Regions from separate parts of the Homo sapiens genome. Here region 2 is linked to region 1. The links are chromatin contacts, found by POLR2A ChIA-PET in ENCODE. All regions are on one chromosome and are shown on one strand. The core of a region is the stretch at or near the end of the contact, and the rest is flanking DNA. Distances in the headings are between cores, read along the strand shown.

Evidence for each region. ChIA-PET counts read pairs that join two places held with the same protein, here RNA polymerase II (POLR2A).
Region 2: POLR2A ChIA-PET joins it to region 1 with 19 read pairs in activated naive CD4-positive, alpha-beta T cell. The contact joins the promoter of POFUT4 here to the promoter of VPS26A in region 1. POLR2A ChIA-PET finds 5 or more read pairs at or near these places in 2 of 52 experiments (activated B cell and activated naive CD4-positive, alpha-beta T cell).

What each region holds. Positions count from the first base shown.
Region 1 is chr10:69,122,318-69,126,171 of GRCh38, reverse strand. VPS26A (VPS26 retromer complex component A) reads right to left here and starts at 1,994. Exons shown (of 9, transcript NM_004896.5): 1 at 1,892-1,994. The coding sequence starts at 1,894. RefSeq lists enhancers at 1,030-1,536, 2,401-2,760 and a silencer at 1,741-2,140.
Region 2 is chr10:73,770,630-73,774,483 of GRCh38, reverse strand. It overlaps POFUT4 (protein O-fucosyltransferase 4), which reads right to left and starts at 2,208. Exons shown (of 3, transcript NM_173540.3): 1 at 1,443-2,208; 2 at 669-1,294. The coding sequence starts at 2,150. It overlaps SEC24C (SEC24 homolog C, COPII component), which reads right to left. Exons shown (of 23, transcript NM_198597.3): 22 at 3,686-3,775; 23 at 2,323-3,529. The coding sequence ends at 3,389. RefSeq lists enhancers at 897-946, 791-1,321, 1,607-1,716, 2,307-2,486 and a silencer at 1,927-1,976.

The DNA of each region.
Region 1 (3,854 bases), core at 745-3,244:
TTAAGTGCAAAAATACTACTCACTTCTTTTGGTAAAGATATCTTCAAGGGCGCATTTGGAATATTGCGATTTTCAGGATTAACTATTAATATGCAAGTTAAAACTCTTGAGCTTTTAAATAACTGGACTGCAATATATATGACTATAAAAACATGCTAGCAATTGTTTTTATAGTTTTCTAATCTTGGCCTAAACCTCCTATCACTGACTTTAGGTTAATTTAGGATTTTTCATATAATTTCTGAACCCAATATTGAGCATTACCAATTAGCAAAAATACATGGTAGATACATAAAAAGGCAACTTTTTAGTCCCCACTGAAGGAATTTCACTAAGTCCAGTGGATGTAAAGAAATGCAACTCATTGCATTTCTGAGGTGGAAGGCTGACTCTCAAAATTCATTCACTTAGCCCATACACAAGCAATGAAACAGCAAATTTTCATACATATATTACATCTGTGACCATTTCAGTGTTTTAAAGTTTTACAATTTAGTTTCTGTTTGGGTAACTTGAAAATATAAACTGCTCTTGAACATAATTCAAAAAAGCGTATTAAAAGTAATAATTACAAATGTAAGCAAAAAATAGGAGGACCTTTTAAGTTTTCTTTTCAAATGATATTCAATTAAAGAAGCCTGCCCTAACACTGACTAGGCAAGGTCCCCCAATACTTCCTTCTTAGTATCTGTCACAATTCTAATTTCCACGTTAAACAAATAATTTACACAAATAAATGTTTATCTCTCCCTACATTGTAAGCTACGAGAGCAGGTAGGCGCTGTTTCCATTTTACTGGGGTCCCCTAGGCACACCTGAGCAATTATTTGTTGAATGAAAGAAAAAAAGCTCTAAGAATGAACATGAATGTCTGGATTTTGTTTTGTTTTGTTTTGAAAGCAACATCATTACTGAAATTAAAAGTTATTTATTCAAAGTAGCTTTTTAAAAATATACCTGGCTCGGCCTTTTAAGCCAAAAGTCTCAAGCAGTCTATTGAATCAGTGAGCTTTGGGAAGAGCAGGTAGTATTAGGAGAGCATACAGTAGGCGCTAAATGAAGAGAACTGACGACTACTACCAGAAAATGGGTAAAATGAGATCTAACCTAGAGACTGCCGACACCCAGCTAAATACCACAATGCCCAGGCTAGTGCTTCCGCGGACTGTGGTGAGAGCACTGATTCCCCTCCCTCCTCTGCCTCATAGGCCGTTTCAACAACCCAGAGCGTTAAGTTCAGCGAAATAGCTTGCGGACGGAAATGAGAGCCAATGCTTAAAACGGCGGGCACCAAACGGGTGTCTCTGGAGTTAAAGATATCCCCCATTCCAACGTCCTTTTATTTTTCTCTCCCATTTTACAAGTGTCAACAGAAAGCCTGAACTGGGGTCATGAAATCAAAGAATGTCACCATAGTCAGGTTTTAAAATATCAGAGTTTATCAAGTTCGTGACACACTGAGTGCCCAAGTCCCCCGAAGAGTCCGGAGGTGGGGGGCTCCCGGGTCGCCCCACCTGGATGGAAGAGAGGCTGCCCGGGAGGAGAACAGGGACTGGCTACCTAGGAAGGGGAGGCGGCGACCAGCCCCCGCAGAGGCGGGGTCCGAGTCCCCAGCCAGAGCCCCAACAAGCAGTCGAAGAACGCGGGCAGAGGCTCCGACATGGCCAGGAGAGCACGCCGCCGCCCGTAGGTGCTCGGGCCTCGCCGAGACCGGGAAGAGGTGGCGCCGCCAGCTTTTCCCAGACCCAGGGGTGGCCCGACAGGCCTAACCCCGCTCCCCGCCCTGCTCCCCCGTCCCCTCCTCCGGCGACGCCCGGCCCGCGGTTGGCCGGCCCGCCGCGCGCTCCGGGACGAGGGCGGGAGGCGAGCGCGCTGGCCGCCGCGCACTCACCATTGTCAACGCCGCCGCCGCGTCCCCCCTACTCCACTCCTCTTCCCTCAGGAGAACTCCCAGCCCCGGCTCCCTCCGCTCCGGCGCTCCGTCACGTGACCTCGGGCCGCCCCTCACACGTGACCGCTCCCTTCCTCTCCCCCACCCCCGCACCCGTCCCTCTCCCAGCCTCCTGCCCCGCCCTGCTGGCCGCCAGGCACTCCGGGGAGAGGCCGCTTGGAGGCGGGGCCTCAGGCTCCACCCTTCGGAGGGTGGAGAGGGGCGGGCAAATTACGTCGAGTGGGCGGGGCCTGAACAGAGGCGGGTTCGCGGGCTCCTCCTCGCCGTCTCTTCGGTCACCGGACGAGCGGTTCCGTGTCCGGCCTCTTTACCGCACCCAGTTCCTCTTTGTGAAAGTTTGAGCGGCTGGGAAGGAAGGAGGAGAGGAAGGATTCATCTGGAGGCTCTCTCCTTGGCTGGGTCCTTGGGTTGCCGAGGCGAGTGGGAGCCCTACTTCCTTAGGCCTCGCAAGAAGAGATGTGCTCTCTTCGTCCACGGCGAGGCGTTCTGCCACCTTGCCTGAACGCAGTCCCGCTCCACCTCCTTCTGAGTCTGGGTTTTCTTAACTTGGCTTTCTCGCCTCTGAAGAGAAGACCAGTAGAAAAAAATCCTAGGGTACAACTTTCATTGCTTCCCAAAGTCCCCAGATGGCCCCTGAGCGACCCACCCTGAGCCTGGAGGGCTCACAAACCCACCGTTCCGCCCAGCCGTTCTGAGAGGGCAAAGGCGCTCCCCCGAAAGTCCCACGGCGCAGCTGAAGACTACGCTGGCCTGAACTGGATCCTCCTCCCTAGTGTAAGCCTATAGGACCTCCAGATGAGGAAAATACTGTGTGGGATTTCAGAGTATAGTGTTGAAGGGCCACAGTGCACTCTATGCATAACCAAAGCAGAAGAAAAATCCATCCCTGAACGCACTATAATTACCCCACCTTAAAACAGAAGTTTGTGAGGCGAGTCCATGAAACAGGTATCAAAAAAAATTTTTTTATACTTAATCCTCAGTGTGAGCCTCAAATTTAAGAGGATTGAAATCAGAGTATCATCTCTAACCGCAATAGAATTAAAATTAGAAATCAACCCAAACAAGCCAGAAAATTCCGGAAATATTGGAAATTAAGCAACATAATTCCAAATCTCTAGGTCAAAGAAGAGATCAATGGAAATTTAAAAATAAGTTGAGGCCGGGCACGGAGGCTCACACTTGTAATCCCAACACTTTGGGAGGCCAAGGCAGGTGGATCACCTGAGGTCAGACACGAGTATCTCTTGAATCCGGGAAGCGGAGGTTGCAGTGCCCGAGATGGAGCCACTGCACTCCAGCCTGGGCGACAGAGCAAGACTCTGTCTCAAAAATAAAAAATAATAAAAATAAAATAATTTGAAATAAAAGATAATAATACAACATATCAAATTTGTGGAATGCAGTGACACTGTGTAAAAGGAAAATTTGTAGCTTTAAATGCACATATTTGGGCCAGGCATGGTGGCTCACAGTCTATAATTCCAGCACTTTGAGAGGCCGAGGCGGACGGATCACTTGAGGTCAGAAGTTTGAGACCAGCCTGGCCAACATGGCGAAACCCCGTCTCTACTAAAAATACAAAAATCAGCGGGGCATGGTGGTGCACGTCTGTAATCCTAGCTACTCGGTAGGCTGAGGCAGGAGGATCACTTAAACCTAGGAGGCAGAGATTGCAGTGAGCCAAGATTGCGCCACTGCACTCCAGCCTGGTGACAGAGCGAGACTCCATCTCAAAAAAAATAAATAACTATAGTAACACTGATATTGTTGTCTGTTTGAACTGTGAAAAGAAAGCAGCAAAAACAATGCAAATCTTTAATTAATAAAAGTGAAAAATGGTTTTTTTCACTTAGAAGATTTGCCTGTCACCTTGAGAGCTACTCTGGTTCCTACCCACTCT
Region 2 (3,854 bases), core at 959-3,458, 4.6 Mb before region 1:
ATTATATTGTCTCTGGCCTCAAGTGTTCCTCCCCCCTTGACCTCCCAAAGTGCTGGGATTACAGGTGTGAGCCACCGTGCCCGGCCATGCCTAGTTTTTCTAGTTACACAGGCAGTGTGTCCCCACCTGCACCAACTACATGGGGCTCATCCTCAGCACAGCCGCTTAAAAAAAAAAATTATGGCTGGTTAACAGGTGTAACCCCTGACTACTGCAGAAAAGCCTCTCTAAAAGTGCTCTTCTCTACTGCCCAACCCCATTTCCACTCTATAAAAGGTGCTCAAATAGCTGAGTTGATTTTTAGTGCAGTGCAAACTCCTGAACCTGGTATTAATGATATTTATAGCCTTGTCCCTATTTATTTGCCCCATTTTCTCTCTCCCCTGTCTGCACAGGCCCTGTACTCTGGTTCAATCTTTTTGAACCACTACTGGAAACATTGTTCACATAAGCTGATTTTCATACGTTGCCTTGAATTATATTTTACATCTATTCAGCTTTTTCAGCTTGTCTTATCCCCCCAACTAGACTGTTGACACCTTAAATACAGAATGAGCCCATGTGATAATTTCCTCCTGCACCTGCTCAGCACCTAGTGCTACTTAATTGCCCACAGTAAGCAAGTAAGTAAATGATTTGATAGCTGCAGGGGACCCCAGCACTCTTACCTGTCATTCTCAGGAATCTCTTCCACATTGCCAAAGCCAGGTGTGGGCACTGGGCAGTCCATGTGTGAGGGCTGGGCAATGTGGGGCTCAAAGACGGGGCTGTCCCCGGGAGAGGCCGCGTGGGCTTTCTCGGCATCCAGCCGAGCCAGTTCGTAGTCACAGACGAAACACTCGAAGCCGTTGAGGTAGTTAGGCAGCAAAGGATCATTCACTCCCCACTCCCGATGCTTCAGACTATCCAGAAGAAATTGGTTGGTGATGCCCCCAGGTTGCTTGTATGCCAGGTATTTCATATACTCCTCATCATTCTTGTCCAGAAAGTCAATAAACTCTGCCAGCTTCTGAGGAGACTCAAAATCATCAATCAGGATGACGGAGTGATTGTTCGGCATCCAGTCCCTCACAGAGGGAGAACCGCGGTACACGGGCACAGCGCCCAGGTGCATGGGACGCCACAGTTTTTCTGTCATGTAGTCGTTACAGATGGCATTTTCCAGGGCCAAGTGGAACTTATAGCGGGACAAGAAAGCCAAGAGCTCTGGATCCTCGGTGGTGGCCGTGGCTGTGTCCTGTAGCCGCGCGGTAGGCAGCTCCCGATTCTGCAGGCATTTCCCGTAGGAGTCTACCTAGACCGGGTACAGTAAGGCTGTCATGAGGGTGCGGCCCTGGAGGCCTGGACACCTGGAGTCCTGGACACCTGGAGTCCTGGACACCTGGAGTCCTGGCCTCAACCCGCCCTCTCCTTTTCCTTCCCTCCGGCCCGCCCTCACTCACCGGGATGTGGCGCATGAGCTCGCGCACGTAGCGGTCCCGGTCCGCTGGCACGTCGCAGTGTGACTGCAGATAGAGCAGCGGCGCGTAGCCGCGGCGGCGCCACTCCGCGCGTTCCATGGGCGGAGGCACCGGGCGGCGCAGATAGGCGGTCCCGGGCAGCCACTGCAGCGACAGCGGGTAATCCGAGTGGCGACTGAAGGTGGAGGTAAGATTGAAGAGGCGGATGCCCGGGCCGTGGCTCAGCAAGAAGTTGTTGAGGGGCGACTCCTCGTGGAGGAGCGCCCAGCTCTGGTGCGCCAGGCGCGGCAGCGGGGCGGCCGACGCGCGGAAGTCTGTGCCGTAGAAGAGCAGCGCGCGCGTCCGCGAGTCCCTCAGCGCTCGGCGGTTCCGGGACGCCACGCACGCGCCGCGCGCACACTCGATGCGCTCCGAGTCTCCCGGGAAGTGGGGGAATAGCCCTGGGCTCCACCACAGCAGTACCGGCAAGTCCCCCGCCTCCTCCCTCCCTGGCCGCGGCGTCCCAGAGCTGCGCGTCACCCCCACTGCGCCCAGCGCCGAGGGCGGCCGGAAAACCGCGCCATCCCACGGTTCCGCCCACTCCGCCTCCCCGCCGGCCTCCCTCTCCGCTACGGACCCATGGCCGCTGGCTGCACAGACACTGAGCACCCCTAGAAGGACCAACACCACCCTAATGGGGCCGGCCGCCATGTCCACTCCGGCAGCCGGCGCCCCCTCGGCCAGCACCGACCCCGCCCAGCGGATAGTCGTGACCGGACGAGGCCCTACGCCACGGGGGCACGTGGCGCATGCGCAGCTCGCTCAGCCGACGGCCAGGACTAAAAGCAAAGTGAGCTTTCGGGAGTAAAGATGAGGCTAATGGTTACATCTTAATTTATTTTATTTCTTTACAAATTAAAGATGCATTGAAAAATAAACCAATGAAGAGAAATGAGAGGTCCAGAGCAGGGGCATCCCAGGTGGGGAGCAGGCAAGCCTGGCCACCATCAAGCCTAGCCCTTGTCCTGCCCCCAAGCCAGTTGGGGTTGGAAGATAACTGTCAGCCACTCAGTCAATACCAAAGCCCAAGCGGTGTCCCAGCAGGAGAGAACGGCGCTCCAGCTGCCTCTGCCTCTCTCCCCAACAACCCCGGGCCTGGAGAAGCAGTGTTTCTCGTGGGAGCTCAGAGTGGGATGTGAACTGGCTCTGTGAGGTATTGCAAGTTGATGACCAGGCTCCCTAGGCTCCCTACAGAACCATCCAGTGTTGGGGCCTCTCCAGCTGGAAAGGAAGCTGGTACCTCTACCAGATCTTAATATATTTTGCAACTCAGTTCTCCGGTCACCTCTGACAGTGTGCCTCTCTATCCACGGAGTGATCATCAATCATTGCAGGAGAGAGCGAGCGAGCAGTGAAAGCAGAGAAACTTGACTGCTAACCTCCAGGCCCAAGAAGGACTGACCACTTTTCTCTCCACCACCTATGGGCTATACCCCAGCTCTTGTGCACCTATATGTTTTATCCCTAATATAGGAAGTTGTGGATGACACTGAGCCCCCTGTAGTAACCTTAGGATCCCCACTCTTTCCTGCCTGCCCCTCTCCTCTTGGGAGACTGGTCCAAAGGGACACATAATATTGCCAGGGTCTGGGTGCCTCCAAACCCCCAATACCGAATCATATACAGTGAACTGAGAAGCTACATTCATTATGACAGGATTAGCAGGAAAAAGAGGGTAGAATGAGGGAACAGGGGCACCTTCCATCAGCAGGACATGACAGAGTGGCAGGATACTTGAGCCCAGAAAGAAGGTGTCTCCTTATATCTCCCCCTCCCCCCAGAGAGACTGAGGTCAGCTTACATAAGATATGTTACTGTCCCAATTTCTCTGACATCCTGGGGTGCTTTCTGGAAGCTAGCCTGGGCCCTATGCCATTTACCCACTTGCTTTAGCTCAGTAGCTGCCGAATCTCCTTGTGCATATGACAGAGAAAGTCCACATAAGATGCTCCCCCACTCAGACTCTTGTCTTCCACCAGGAAGTGCTTGAACAGCATCTCCATCTTGTCTTCCTGTTTCACCACGGTAAGCTACGGCCAGAATTCAGGGTTCATAAGGCAAGGCCAAAGGAAATTAAACATGCCCAGAAATCTCATTAGGCAGTCACTTACTCATTCCCCACCCAACCCCCACTTCTAGGTGAGGACTTGACAAGGTAAGAAATCCAGGGTTCAGATCAGTGTTACCTTCATGTACCGGGATCTCTGTGCCCGTAAGCTATCAATGAGGCCTCGAACCTTCTTGGACAGTGGATTATCCAGAACTGGCAGAACACTCTAGAACACAAAATTCATTTATCCTTATGGTAAGGCACTCTGAGTTCAGTCAAGGTGGGGCAGCATACATGTATGCATC